Linked DNA regions of Mus musculus: region 1 is linked to region 2. The links are chromatin loops, found by intact Hi-C in ENCODE. Cell type or tissue: heart. All regions are shown on one strand. Each heading gives the region's core, and the rest is flanking DNA. Links, peaks and the distances in the headings are about the cores only.

What was found. A loop is a pair of places that touch in the nucleus more often than their neighbours do. Peaks named below come from ENCODE experiments on the same cell type or tissue, not always from the same donor. Only the 100,000 strongest peaks of a DNase experiment are listed, where the experiment ranks them.
Region 1: a loop joins it to region 2, with 5 times the contacts of the local background. A loop is called at or near these places in 12 of 42 quality-filtered maps.

The regions. Positions count from the first base shown.
Region 1 is chr5:132,540,198-132,547,347 of GRCm38, reverse strand. Auts2 (autism susceptibility candidate 2) reads left to right here and starts at 4,128. Exons shown (of 20, transcript NM_001363480.1): 1 at 4,128-5,833. The coding sequence starts at 5,525. In heart, for the core only: no CTCF peak of the experiment used is centred there; DNase peaks (open chromatin) are centred at 1,377, 3,457, 4,007, 4,797 and 2 weaker places; H3K4me3 peaks cover 3,601 bases; H3K27ac peaks cover 3,436 bases; H3K27me3 peaks cover 726 bases.
Region 2 is chr5:132,228,171-132,235,320 of GRCm38, reverse strand. All of the region lies in intron 2 of Auts2 (autism susceptibility candidate 2), which reads left to right. Among named protein-coding and RNA genes, the nearest start is that of Auts2, 310 kb to the left of the region's middle. RefSeq lists an enhancer at 4,961-6,169. In heart, for the core only: a CTCF peak has its summit at 3,462; DNase peaks (open chromatin) are centred at 3,470 and 5,520; H3K4me3 peaks cover 656 bases.

The DNA.
Region 1 (7,150 bases), core at 951-5,950, 310 kb before region 2:
GTTCTGTAATAGGCTTAAGAGTGAATCAGTTGTTGAACAAGAAGCCCCAGTTTACTTAACTCTGCAAAATAAATATTGCACAGTGAAATCTTTCTTTCTTTCTTTCTTTCTTTCTTTCTTTCTTTCTTTCTTTCTTTCTTTCTTTCTTTCTTTCTTTCTTTCTTTCTTGTTTCTTCCACACAGGGTTTCAGTGTGTATAGCTCTGGCTGTCCCGAAACTTATTCAGTAGAGGTAGGCAGATCTCTGAGTTCAAGGCCAGCCCGAGCTGCAGATTAAAGGCCTTTGACACCACTGCCTGTTGTGAAATTTCTCTTAAAACTTGCAGAAATTAGGCTGGAGAGATGGCTCTGTTAACCACAGGGCACTCACCGTGTAATCAGGAGAACCCCAAATCTCAAGCTGCCATTGAAAAATTAAAATACGGTCATGCCCACCTTTAATCTTAACCCTGTTGAGGGCGGAAAGGAGATGGCTGGGATTTGTTGGCTGTCAGCCTAACTCCACAGAAGTTCAGTGAGAGAATCTGTTTCAAAGAAATCAGACGGAGAGTAACAGAACAGGTCATCTGACATTCTCCTCTGAAGTCTCCATGCATTTGGGAAGGTGTGCACCTGCATATGTGTATGTGTATGTGTATGTGTATGTATATGTACCCTGCCCCCACACATACTCATATATAAACTCATACACAAAAATAAAACTTCTGAGAATTAATTGAGATATTATTTTAATACCCTTGGAACAGTGCCACACACAGTAATTGCTTAGCTTATTATGCAGTATTATTAATCATTCATTAGTGATCAAAACAGATGAGATGGAGATTTAGAGACAAATAAGAGCAATAAAACACATAAATAATTTTAATTCTCCAATGGAAGAATATGATGAAATTCTGACCCCAAAAGCCATTACCAATTCCAGTGAGCACTACACTTGGACCCTGAAAAAAAAAATCATTTAAACATTATCCCAAAATACGTTTGCAAATTACTCTTGCCAGAGGCAAGGTTCTTGGATACAGTATATTACGATCCACTTTCCCCCCCAACTAGACATTACTCTTTAAAGACACGACTGCCAAGGGCTGCTCTGAAAAGTCACCAATATAATGCCTCTTATTATATTTGACAATTTCACACTTTTCCCAACCCAATCTCCAAAGTTTGTGAAAAGTGACTCTACTTGCAATGTTACTTCCTGGTTTCCTAGAATCTTGTCTGTATCGAAGACAATTTTTACCTCTGTCCCAGATTGCTTCAGCTGTCAACTTAACACAGCCCAGAGTCATCAGAGGGAGTCTCAGTTTGGGGATTGCCCAGATCACTGGTCTTTTGCCAAGTCTGTGGGGGAACTGGCTTGTTGATTGATGTGGGAGGGCCAGGCCTCTGTAGGTGGTGCCATCACTGGGCAGGTGATCCTGGGTTGTGTAACAAAGCTAGAAGAGGGAAGAGTGTGCCAGAGACTGAGCCACTAAGCAGCATTCTCCCATGGTCTCTGCCAGGTTCCTGGCCTGACTTCCCTCAGTGATAGACTGTGACCTGGAAACATAAGCCAAATAAACTCTTTGTTCCTCAGAATGTTTTGTTTGTTTGTTTGTTTTTTAAATCACAGGAACAAAAATGAAAATTAGAATATCCTAGAAATGAACCCTGAAAATGAGCCCAAGTCCCTTCTTTGAATGACAAGGAACCTGCCTGTATTTTGAGGAATTTGCCTGATCGCCTCAGCGTGGGTTCCAGCCACTGAGGGCAAGAGCATCCTAGAAGAGAGGTTGAGTACAGGAGTCTGAATTTAAGTGACTGCTCCGGGGGCAGCAACAGTCAGTATAGCTAAGTAATTTTGGAAGGTGCCACTCTGCTCCCTAATAAATTCACATTTATCACACAACACCATTCTCAAGGGGGAAACAAAAAAGCACAGGATGTACTAAAAAAAGATGCTATGTTTTCAAGAAGAAGGCCTTGGGAAGCTTGAAAGGGAACTTTTTGAACATTTAATTGAACTTCTTTGATTTACAAGATGAGAAAATTAGTCATTTGAAAGTCTTGCCTAAGGTTAAATGGTTTGTTCCCCTGGACAGACATAAAGCCTGTCTTATTCACACTCCACTTGATCTCTTCTGTCTCCTTGTCTCCCACTACCCATATGCTCACAGACCTGGGTTCCTGAAACAGGAAAGCTGGAGTGTGACTTAAAAACAAAGTATTGAGAAACCAACCACTAAATCTGGAAGTGTTAAGACAAAGAGACTCACTTGCCAGAAAATAAGATTCAAGCACTTCTCTGTCTGTTTGGGGTGCCACTGTATTCCTGAACCTACAGCTGTGAAGCCCTAATATCTGTTGAATGCAAGAAAAAAAAAAGCATCCATCCGTTTACCCATTTGAGAAAGGTACGTTTTCTTTCTCTTCCACTGCTTCTGACCTTCTTGTTCTGTTCTGTGCAGACTGGGATTCAGAACAGTAGAAATCCGCGTACAAAGCATTGTAACACGGTGCCTGGCTCATTGTGAGCAATTAATGTCAGTTTGTTTTCTTTTCCTTCATGCCAAGTGTGGGTTGCTAGGGGTGAGGGGTGATGTGCCACAGTGTTTATGTGCTTGGACAGAAAGAGAAGCAACTAAGAGATTGCTGAGAGAAGACTGTCGGTGAGTATAGATCAATTCCAAGTGCCTTGAAAAAACGCACAGCTATTTTATCCAGAGAGGCTGGTCGCTTTGGTTGATCGATTCTGGGCTGTAGTCAGCTCTTTAATACAACTTTTTATAAGCATCCGTTACATCGTGGTGGAAAACGTAGGGAAGCCACCTCTGCTCCATCCTCCTGCAGCTAAGCAGTAAGCGAAGTCTGCAGCGAGGGGGATGGCGGTTTGGAGTCCTCAGACTGGGACGGCCCCGAGCTACTCAGTCCCTTGCTCCAGGTTCAAGTTCCCGGTGTCTGGCTGCTCCAAAGCGGCTAGCGCCTCCTCAAAGTGTCTCCCACAGAGAGACCAAAAGTGCTGGCCGGGCGGGGGTCGCCTGGGTTCAGGGGCACTCTGGCATTCAGTGTTCTACCACGCAGAGTAGGGGGTCGGGGGAAAGTTTCCAACTCTTGCTTGATGAGCCTGGACGCAGCACTAGACTGACTACTCTTCTTGTCCCCAAAGTGCAACCTCTTTGGGTCCATACTTTGCACTTCCCCGCGCTGCAAGCACTTTTTATTTAAAAAAAAAATTTTTTTTTTTTTTTTGCACCGGGCGCGCGCTTGCGCGCGGGCAAAACACCTAGAGGTACTTCAGAGTAGTTGAGCCAGCAAGAGCTTCAGGAGTGGAGGAGATAAGGCACTCCGGGAGCAAGTGTCCGGAGAAAGGTGCCTGCTACGCGTGCGCGCGCGAGTCCTCCGTGCGTTTGGCGGGATGTTGGGGCAGCCTCCAAGCCCTCGAACTTCAACTCCACACCGGCCTGTGACCGACCCCTCCAACACACCCCCCACAGCCTCTGGAGACCCCTTCCGCCCCCAAGTGCGCAGGCCCGGCCGCCCCAGCGCGCATGCCCTGGGCTCGTGGAGCGGTGGCCAGCCCCTCAGCCTTTTTGCTTTCCACACACTCTACAACTAGGGGAGGGGGGCGGGTCACGTGATCTAGCCCGGCCCGAGGCGCGCGGGAGGAGGGGGGACGGGGACGCGCGTGGGAGAGAGCGGGGGGGGGGGAGAGGCGCGAGGGGAGGGGCTTCTCTCGGGAGCGCGCAGCTAGTGGTGCCTGAGTGGAAGGGGCGGCCCTCGGGAGCGCGCCCCGTGGTGCCGGGGGTTTTGGGGAGGGGGAGAGAGAACGAGGCGTGAGAGATTCTCGGGAGTCCGCGAAGGGGGAAAGGGGGGCGGCCCTCGGGAGCGCGCCGAGTGAGGCGTGAGGGGAGGGGGTAGCTCTCGGGAGCGCGTGCAGAGCCAGGAGGGCGGTCCTCGGGAGCGCGCGCAGAGCGAGGCGCGAAGAGGGCGGTCTTCCAGAGCGCTCGCCGGTGAGCGAGCTCGAGCGCGCGTGCGAGAGAGGGGGAGAGAGAGAGAGAGAGGGAGAGGGAGACGGCAAGCGGGCGGGCGCGGGGCTGGGCCGAGGCGGGCGGCGGCGGTGGGCCGGCCGGAGGGGGAGGAGCGGGCGCTGTGTGAGCGAGGCGGGCGGAGGATGAGGCCGTGCCCGGGCTCTGGCTGCAGCCGCCCGGGGACACGCCGTGCACCCTCGGGCTCCGGGCTCCGGCGGCGGCGGCTGAGGCAGCGTTAGCTGAGAGCGAGCGAGCGAGTGAGCGAGAGAGCGAGCGGCATCTCGCAGCGCTTCTTCCTCAGGCGGGGCGACGCGAAAAAGAAGAAGAAGAAGAAGAAGACGAAGAAGAGGCGGCGGCGCCACCACACCGGTGTATCTCGGGTTGGAGACTGCTCTTTGCTTTCCTCGTTGACTGACTCACCCCCTCCCCCTTTATAATTTTATCTTAAATTTTTTTGGAAGAAGGGTGACCTCTGGAACTGGGGGTGGGGGGAGATCTACAATTTGTGTGTGTGCGTGCGTGCATGTGTATGTGAGGAGGGGGTCGGTGGCACGCGCCAGGCTTTGCAATTCTTCTCTTCTTTCATCTTTTTCTCCTCCTCCCCCCCTTGAAGACCGAAAAAAAAAAATCCCACAACTGCTTCAGCGTCCTCCTCCTTCCCTTCCTCCTTTCCTCGGGCAACCTCTGTCTCCGCTTGTGATTGCGTGGTTATGCTCCCCTCTCTGGGGGGTCTCGCCCCTCTCAGCTCGCTCTCCAGCCCTGGCTTCCCTTGGATGCATTTCTTAAAAAAAGACTGGGAGCCCGGGAGTGAGTTTTTCTGCGAGGCGAGTGTGTGAGAGAGGCGGAGGTGTGGGGTGTTTTCCTGCACGAGGGGGCGGGTGAAGTTCATTGCCACCCACCCCTCACTTCACCGTGACCTTTTCGGACCTCGGGCTTTTTTTTTTTTAAAATTTTTTGGGGGGTCTCTAGAGAAAGGGAGAAGCAAGGCGATTTCAGTGGTGGGGAGAGAGCATGGCCGCGGGGAGGGCTTCCCCAGTCTCTTGATCAAAGCATTCCGCTATTCTGATTTATTGCCTGCTTGGTGAGTTATTTTTTTCCCCCTTTCCTCTGTAAAGGAGACCTGTGTGTTCAGCCATTACTTTGCTCGGCGCTGTTCGCAGGCATCTCCGACCCTCGGTGCAGAGGGGAGCCCCACACTTCGCCCTCTCGCTTCCCCGTCCCTCCCTCCCCGTCTCCCCGCCCCTTCCCCCTTTTTTCTTTCTCTTTTCCCCCCTGCCCTCCCTTCTTGTTCTTCTTCGGATTCTTTTTTTTTTTTTTTTTTTTATTTCTCCCAGCCGCTTTCTCCCCCGCGCCCTTCCTCGCGGCGGGAGGGAAAAGCCCGTGCAGGAGGAAGGGGGGCTCGGTGTCAATTTTTTTTTTCTTCTTGGGGTGTGTGTGTGTGTGTGTGGCCGCGGCCCGAGCCTGTGGCGCGCGGGTAGGTGAACGGGGAAGATCCCCGGCGCGGTTAAAAGAACCATGGATGGCCCGACGCGGGGACATGGACTCCGGAAAAAGCGGAGGTCTCGATCACAGCGAGACCGGGAGAGACGCTCCCGGGCCGGGTTAGGAACCGGTGCGGCGGGTGGTATAGGAGCCGGCCGGACCCGGGCTCCCTCGCTGGCTTCATCGTCGGGCTCCGACAAGGAAGACAATGGAAAGCCCCCATCCTCCGCCCCGTCCCGGCCCAGACCCCCGCGGAGGAAGCGCAGAGAGTCCACCTCAGCCGAAGAGGACATCATTGATGGATTTGCCATGACCAGCTTTGTTACTTTTGAAGCGCTGGAGGTAAGGGGGGACCCCCTTTTCTGTTCCCCCCATGGTTTCCTTTTATGCATGACACCCCCCACACTCGGCTGCACCCCGGTTTTCTTGCCTCCCCCGCCGCACTCGAAGCTCTCAGTCTCGGCCGAGGTCTTATTGTTGGGTGTGGGGTTGTATGTAGGGGGAGCTGGGGGCAGATTGGCAGCAAGGAGGGAATCGCTAAGCTGTATGCCTGGTCTGGTCTTCTACTGGTTTCGTTCTTGTCCAGCTTGCCTTTCCCTTGCGCCCCCTTCCTGCACCCCCACCTCCCTCCACAGCAGATGGGTGGAAAGAAAGGGGTTCAGGCATCACAACAATGCGCCCCCCTTCTCCACGGATGGTTCTACCCCCACTCCTTTCCTCTTCTTCTCCCTCCCCAATCATGGCTTCTTGGCTGGTGGAAGTCTTTGCTTGGGTTTGGGGCGCCTGTGGACTGTTCTCTGTGTGCTTTCTACAGAGCCATATGTTCCCATGCGTGTGTGTGTGTGTGTGTGTGTGTGTGTGTGTGTGTGTTTTAGTCTGTCTAGTATATGCTTTTTCTGGATGTCCTGGGGATCAGAGGCTGCTAGGGTTTTGTGGCTTTTCTATACTCCCCCCTCCCCTTTTTTTGGTGAAGCTGGGGAAGGGGGCGTTTTCTCCTTGTTGGGAGAAAGGAGGGAGGAGGGGAGAAGAGGAAAGGATGGAATATCTTTTTATATAATGCATGGGGCTATATTGCAGAAAGGGTTAATGACAATATTATCCACACACATACATTTGCGTGTGGGTTGTGTTGGTGTGTGTGTGTGTGTGTGTGTGTGTGTGTGTGTGTATACATGAGCAATTTAGTTGAAGGACAGAAGAAGGTACACCAGGGAGGGCTGGTATGAGGCAAGATAAAATCCTAGCTGGCTGCTGAAGGGCTTGTCACCAGTTGTCCCTCTTTTCCTTTTTTTGTATGTGCCCCCCACCCCAAGTGATTGGCTTTGTGTATGTGTTTGTGTGTCTGTCTTTATTCCTGAGGCACCTGCAGGCAGCCTTGGTTTTTCAAATGCATATTTTCCTGCCTGCTAAGAGGCTCCTGGTGTGTGTGTGTGTGTGTGTGTGTGTGTGTGTGTGTGTGTGTTTGTAGGATGGAAGGAGCTGGAGGGAGACAGTCCAAGGGTCACAGAAAAGTATCTTTGCCTGGGAAGATTTGCTTTGGTGCTGGGATTGGTCATTGGTGTGTATACATTTAACTGCTTTCTTTCCTCCTCTTCCTCCCTTTCCCCACCCTCAACACACACAGCCACACATACACAGGAGGTTCCGAGGGCCTCCTGA
Region 2 (7,150 bases), core at 1,256-6,255:
TCAACCTATATAGACCCTGTGATTGCTTGCATGATTTATGGCACTTCACATCCAACATGGATTGTCATTCAATTTATCGTCATAATACAGTTTGCCTATGTAGGTGATCCCTGTGCATTGACCAAGTCATTATTCCCAGTGGCTGAGTAGAGTGTATTACACATACCTGTCTGGTCAAGCTGTTCATTTTGATCTCTAGTTGCATTATAACCTGAGTGAGTGTTTTCTGCTTGCTTGAGAGAAAGGAGATTGATTCATGTTTCTGACTGTAATTTAGTTTTAATCCTTCTCTTTATCTGATGTCTCTGTTGTTAGGCACATAAACATTAAAGATTGTTATGTTGTGTCGATTGATGAATGTGTGTTATTATTATTAAATAGATGTCTTTATCCCTGGCTGTAGTCTGAAATATAGTTTTAAAAAAATGTGTGTCCATAAAGCCCTATTTTACTTACTATTCCTACCTTTTAAATAGATTTTTTGGTCATTTTAAAAAACAATGTGCGTGTTGCTATGTGCATGGCTGGGGAAGCACGTGGGAATAGGGCAGGTGCCTTCGGAGGCTAGAAAAGTGTGTTTGGTCCTGATGGTTTGAGCTCGGGTTGTGAGCATTTGAAAGACACACGAATGTGGCAGATTTCCAGCCCCTTCCCTCTGTCTTTTCATAGGAGTGCTGTCCATTGAGAAGGTCAATTTCAAGTCTGCCGGGCTGGCACTGGTTTTATATTGATGATAGCTTTCCGTGTGTGTGTGTGTGTGTGTGTGTGTGTGTGTTGTATCTTTAGCTTGTAAGAGCTTTTCAAGTGATACATGACTTCATATATGGTGTATGAATGATAAACTTAGCATTCCATTCTGTTCTTGGCTTGCATTTCTTCCATCCTAACTTTTATAGTGTACATTTCATAGTGTACATTTATATATGTTAAACAGACAGCAATTTGTTTCTGTTGTTTATATTTTACCAGTAAATTTTTTAAAGCGATTTTCAATCAGGAAATATTGATTAGACCAAACAAGCCAAATGGTTAGTTACTGTGTCTTTCGTTTGATTAAGTCGGACTGACAGTGGAGCTATTCCTGTTAACCAAAGGACTTCCTTCTAGTATTTCTTGTTGAGATAGTCTAGTATATGGCAAACGATATATATGATCTAAGGACACTCAGGTGCAGAGGTTGTTTTCTGTTGATAAATAGGCTCTCTCTCTCTCTCTCTCTGTATTTGTCTGTGTTTGCACATGCATTCGTGCATGCACTTTAAATGTGCTGATATGCTGTCTTCTCTCAGTTATTTCCCACAAGACATTTGATGCCACCTAAATTCTTCTTAACCATAGCAAGGATTTTCTCTGCCACTCAGAGTTTTTAATCCCTGCATTTAGAGCACTTGACTGCAGTGAGTTTTAGTATAGTTTTATACATGTTTCTTCTAGTTTGTATTTGTTGAGTTATTTTATTCTATGGGGGCATAATTTTTATGTTGATAAATTTTGGGTCATTATTTCCTCAAAGATTTATTTTATTTTGTGAGTGTATGTGTGTGTACATGATTATGGGTACGCGTGTGTACATGAGTGTATATGTGCATGGGTGTAGGTGCCTTCAGAAGAAGATGAGGTTAGATACCCCAGAACTTTCATTACAAGCTGTTGTGAGCCACCCAATCGGGGTACTGGAATTGAACTGGAATCTATTAGAAGGGGTGCAAGAGCTCTTAACCACTTAGCCATCTCTCTAGTCTGTCTTTGACGTTTTTTTAAAGAGAGAATTCATCTTTATTTTACCTTCAATGGAATTCTAGTTCTGAGATATCAAACTATTTGTCATCTTGTATTTAAGTGTGTGTGTGTGTGTGTGTGTGTGTGTGTGTTAGTGTGTGTGTAAGTGATAGAGAGATGGAGAGTGTGTGTGTGTCCTTTTGGATAGTTCTTTGGCTTAGCCTCATGCTTACTGATCTCGTTTTCTCCTATGTGTGTTAAGTAGTTTTAGAGGTTAAAAACAGGTTGTGTTGTTTAAATAATAAACATCTTTGTCTTTTAAACATCCAAATGGATCTTATAGTAAATATTTTAATGTTCTTGTTTATGAATGATGTCTTTGTAACTTCTGGGTCATTTCTGTTATTTCATTCTGTTTTGAATATTACTTCATCCTGTTATTTTATTAATTGTTGGGAAATGTGTGCCACCACATAACCACACCCCCAGTCCATCACTGGGGGATCCTAGGCAAGTGTTTACTAAGCTACACACCATCTTCTATAAAGGCAGGATGGAGGTGTTCTAAGTGCATGTTCTATAGTGGACCCACATTCCTAGCCCTGCTTACGTATTTTAAAGAAAATCGTCTCTTTGGAAGGATGTGTTTCTCTAGGTTGAGCCTCATGTCTTTATGCTGTTTGAATTTGCACTTTTAACCTACTTTCATATTTTTTCTGTATTCTAAAATTTCTTCCAGATTCTCTGTTGTTGTTTTCCTTGTTCAAGATGTATCATGGGGTGACCAGTTCACATTTAGTTTTAGAGTGTTTGACAGTATATATTGTTCAGGCTTTGCCTAAAACCTTCACATTATACAAAATCTCACTTGTCTCTCCATTACAGTATAAACCACACTGATATCATCGTAGCTTGTTATTATGTGTCTTTGGTTTGTTAGGAAAGAGCTGTCAGAATAAGCTCTCTTTATCACTTGGAATTACAAGTTAACTGTTGTCTTGCCACTGATTAGAACAGCTGTCTTCTCCATTCTGCTGTGTCTGCTGTGGCATCTCACTGTCACAAGGTAGTGTTGGAGGTGACAGTCTCCTGAGACTCCTTTCATGACCTGTCACAACATCACAGACTGGGATCAGTCAGGGCTTTCTGTCTTTTGTATTGGCAATCTTACTTCTTAAAACATGTGGCTCTGCCTCTGACCCTGCCTTCTGCTCCTCTTTCTCTGCCTTCTGATCTGATGCTGTGTGTTATGGGGCAAGGTCAGGTCAGCTTCTAATATACTCTGATTAAAAATACTGCAGGGGCTGGAGAGATAGCTCTGTGGGTAATAGCAATTGCTCTTGTCAAGGTCCTGAATTGGGTTGCCAGCATCCATGTTGGGTAACTCAAAACCACTAGTAACTCTGTCCCCAGAAGATCTAACACCCTCTTCTGGCTGCCCCATCTACCTGCACTTGCGTGTGCACATGTACACACAAACACATATGAACATACACAAATAAAAATTTAAAATACTTTTAGAAATTCCTTCCTAAAATATACCTCAAAAGGAAGTCTTATGAGAAGACCTACTAATTTGAGAGCTTTATTTTATTTTTTATTTTTATTGAAAAAAAAAAACCTTCATTTTGGAGTTGATGTCTGCGGTATTCCTGTGTTCATATTTTTCACTAGCCTTGGATTCTCCCAGTCCTCCAAACACTGCTGACTTGCTTTCTTTCGCATTGCATGGTTCTGGCTCCCTCTGCAGCCTCAAATGGAAAAGTGCGGGGCTGTCCTTTGTTACTGAAAAAACCCAGCTAGCTGAGCTGCCTGCTTGTTTGAAGGAGCATTTGCAGCTGGTGTGCAAGTGTAGACGGGAAGCGCAGATTAAGGAACGCCTTACTTTTGTTTTGGCAAGGCTTATTGGAGACTAAAGTTGTATCTAGGGAGGATTCAGGTAGAGGAAAAATGGTGAGGATGGGCTGAAGAGAGGCTGAAGAGGTAAAAGGTGACATTTGCTAAGGAGGAAGTTTCAGGAGCAGTGTTGCAGTGTAGTTGTATGAAGACACTGAGCAGTGACACCTGAAAGGTCCCAGGCTGAAGCCTCCTGGGTCACTGGTCAAGGATTACAGCTTGACTGTGTGATTTAACACTTTGTGTGCCTTGCGAGTGGCTTCTCCGTCAACCATGTAGCAGGGGCTTGGGTTGCCCGCTGTACAGACTGCAGTCTCTTGTGCTTCAGAGTGAGGGAATTAGAATTAGAAAATGTAAGTCGAGCCTTCCTAGGCTGTGATAATGGCTTCAGATTATTGCTTTTCAGTGTTCTCTTGAGATGTTTTATTTCCCCCGTAAGTCCCCGAATCTACAGTGTCCATTAAAGGAAAATTATACCAAATTCTAAAATGTAAGTTTTTAAAGCAGCGGTCACCTTGTTTGACTTGTGCTTATTTTTGGATGAGCATAGGAACTTTGGACAGAGTGGGAATATTTGAGCATGGCGCTAGGGGTGCTGTTAGTGTTAACAGGCTGTGTACTCACCAAGTGAACATAGGTTTCCAAGTTCCTTTGGGTTATTTATGCATTTTGGTTCAGTCTAAAGGTTATTTAAAATTTTTGTACTTTAAATGCAAAATTTTATATAGTAGTACTTCTCTAGAATATTATGCATAGTTGTTGACGTAATGGCTTGGGTAGGCACAGATAGCTGGTATGTGAAGAATAAATTACCACATCAAAGCCTGTGTGCTTTAGAGGGAGGAGTGAGTACATTGGTAGGTATAGAAGATTACCTTTATTACACGGAAAATTTCAGTGTTTATATAAACTTTTGTGGGTTTAGCATATTTGTAGACATAAAGTGAGCCTTGGAGCCTTCAAACATGACCTTTTCATTTAGTAGCTGAGTGTCTTTGGCTTGGTTTTTCTTTTTCTTTTAATTCTTTTCCTGGATTTTTGAATCACCTGAATTAATACCTTGCCTTTATTGTCTTTATGTATTCACGTAAACTGAAAACCCCAAACTGAGTGGGTTGTTGTTATTGTTTGTTTGTTTTAAGTTTTTAAGTATGTTTTGTTTTGTTTTGTTTTAAAGTTTTGTTGTGTATGCTTAGCTGGCCTGCCACTCCCATCTACAATGCTGTTAACTCTCCACAGTCCTGCGTTAGCCTTTGGAATTGGTGCTGGAGACATGAGCATGAGCCCACTCCAGGCTTCAGGTTTCTGTTTGGTCACCAAAGCTTTTCTGTGTCTAGAAGACGAAGGTGAATTACTGTTTCTGTCCTGAAGTGAACCTCACACAGCCTTGTTGATGTTAGTGGGAATGCTAATATCTTTTCTAAAGTTCTTCTGGAGTGTTCCTCTGGCTCTATACTAAAAGGACTGTAATCTTTAGAAATTGAGTTCCTGCAGGGAGGCTGACAGCTCAGCAGATGGTGGGAGATTTTAGGGTGTTGTGTTTGTTATCGCTCATGTAGAGCCGACACAGACTCCAAACCCGAGTCTGTATTTCTCTTGGAGCAGACATTAACCTCTTTTTCCAGGCCGAGACAGTGAAGTGTATCAGTTTTGGTAGCCTGGGTTATAAGAAACCTAAATTAGTTTGAAGTGGAATTATCCTGTTGAAAGGGCAGTTGAAAGCCCTTGACACTGGACAGAGGATTGTCTAGTGTCTAATCTTGGCTCAGAACGCAGCAGACATAATGAGAGTCATTATGAACTGGTGATCTCTCACCCCTCCCCTCAGCAGACCGCATTAGACTTGCAAAAACAGAGAGCACTGTGTGTGCTTGGCCCTGTGCCTGCCCTGTGCCAGAGGAAGAAAGTCTACCTTGTTTGTGCTCCAACCAGATACCGATGTATCCTGTTACTGCTAGGCTGGGTTCTGAGTTCCTCTGTTCAAGCTCGTCTTGACAGATGCTGTCATGGCTGACCCTTAGCAAGACAAATGCAGCCACTTTGCAGGAGTTGGCTTCTACCCAGCTGTGCTTGCCAGTGTCCTGAAAGGACGTTCCTGTGTATTTACCTGTGGTCTATTACCCTCCATCACGATCTGAGCTACCTTCAGAATCTTGGCTGTATCTGAAAGCAATGTGTAGTTGTTTGTTCAAATAAATGCAGTCCCTGAACTTGACTTCCTGATCTTTCAATAACAGCTGTTGCTTAAATACATCCTGAGAATCTCCGGGAAGGTCTCCTGCTACAGAATCAGAACTTTGATAGCTGTGTATCATGGACTCTGGAAGCACCACAAAAAGAGACTCTCCACAGATGAATGTTGGGGGGTTTGCTCTGAATGTTAATCTTTGCCTAGGAGGAATGACAGTTTTGTTGTGTTGCAGCGGGTTGGGATGAAAGAAGACAAGTGGCTGGAAATGAGTGGGGTGAACTATGGTGAGAGCTTGCTTCTGAAGGGTGCTGGCAAAGAGGCTTCATTATGGTATTGAAAAACAGATGGGGGCTTCTTGAAGTCTGTGTAAGAGTGAGTGAGTATGGGTCTCCCTCTCCCTCTCCCTCTCCCTCTTCCTCTCCCTCTCCCTCCCCCCTCCCCTCCCCCTCCCTCTCCCCTCCCCTCCCCCCTCTCCCTCCCCCTGCCCCTCCCCCTCTCCCTCCCCCTCTCTCTGTGTGCTATGTGTGTTTAAAAATCATTCTGGCAGTTGTCTGGGGAAGGAATGGACACACACACACAAACACACACACATGCACACACACAGAGAGGTAGGGAGGGAGGGAGAGAGAGGGGGGGTGAGTGGTGCATTATTTTTTTCCTATCAAGCTCTTAGTAAGAGGCTGGTTTAGTAGAGAAAATAAAGTGGATAGGAAAAGATTTAGATATGTGGGTGTCTGTCAATAGAATTTAGCCAACACTTGTAAATTTAAAAGGTGCAAGAAGAAATAAATCAAAGTTAAGGAAAATGGGTATGTAGTTTTCATCTGAGATACAAGAAAGTACCTGTTGAAGAAGCACACATGGCTTTGTAGCTACATCATGACTCCATCAGTCTGGTGAACACGAGTTTAGAGTATCTTGCACTTGAGGTGTGAGTCAGTTGGTAAGGGCAAGTTTACATACATGAAATCTAACTTTGACTTTTAAGACATTGTACACTGTGTATGGGGATGTAAAGTGGTATTCCTAACACTTGGAATACGGAGGTTAGAAGTTCAAGGCTGTTTTTAGTTGTGTAATACATTCCAGGCCACCCTGTGCTACCTTGATGTACTTAGTAGAATACCACAATATAATGTAGATATTGATGAATATATTCAAGTATAGTTATTTTAACCCAGAGTTCAGACTTGAGATGTAGGTTTGTAGGATAATAATTTTATTCTCAATAACCTTAGTTCTATTTCATCATTAAAGTTATGAAATTATCATTTGTTTTTGCTAGCCTGTATCAATGTTGATACAGACAAGGCTCATATTAGAGATCAGATACTGTTTATTGAG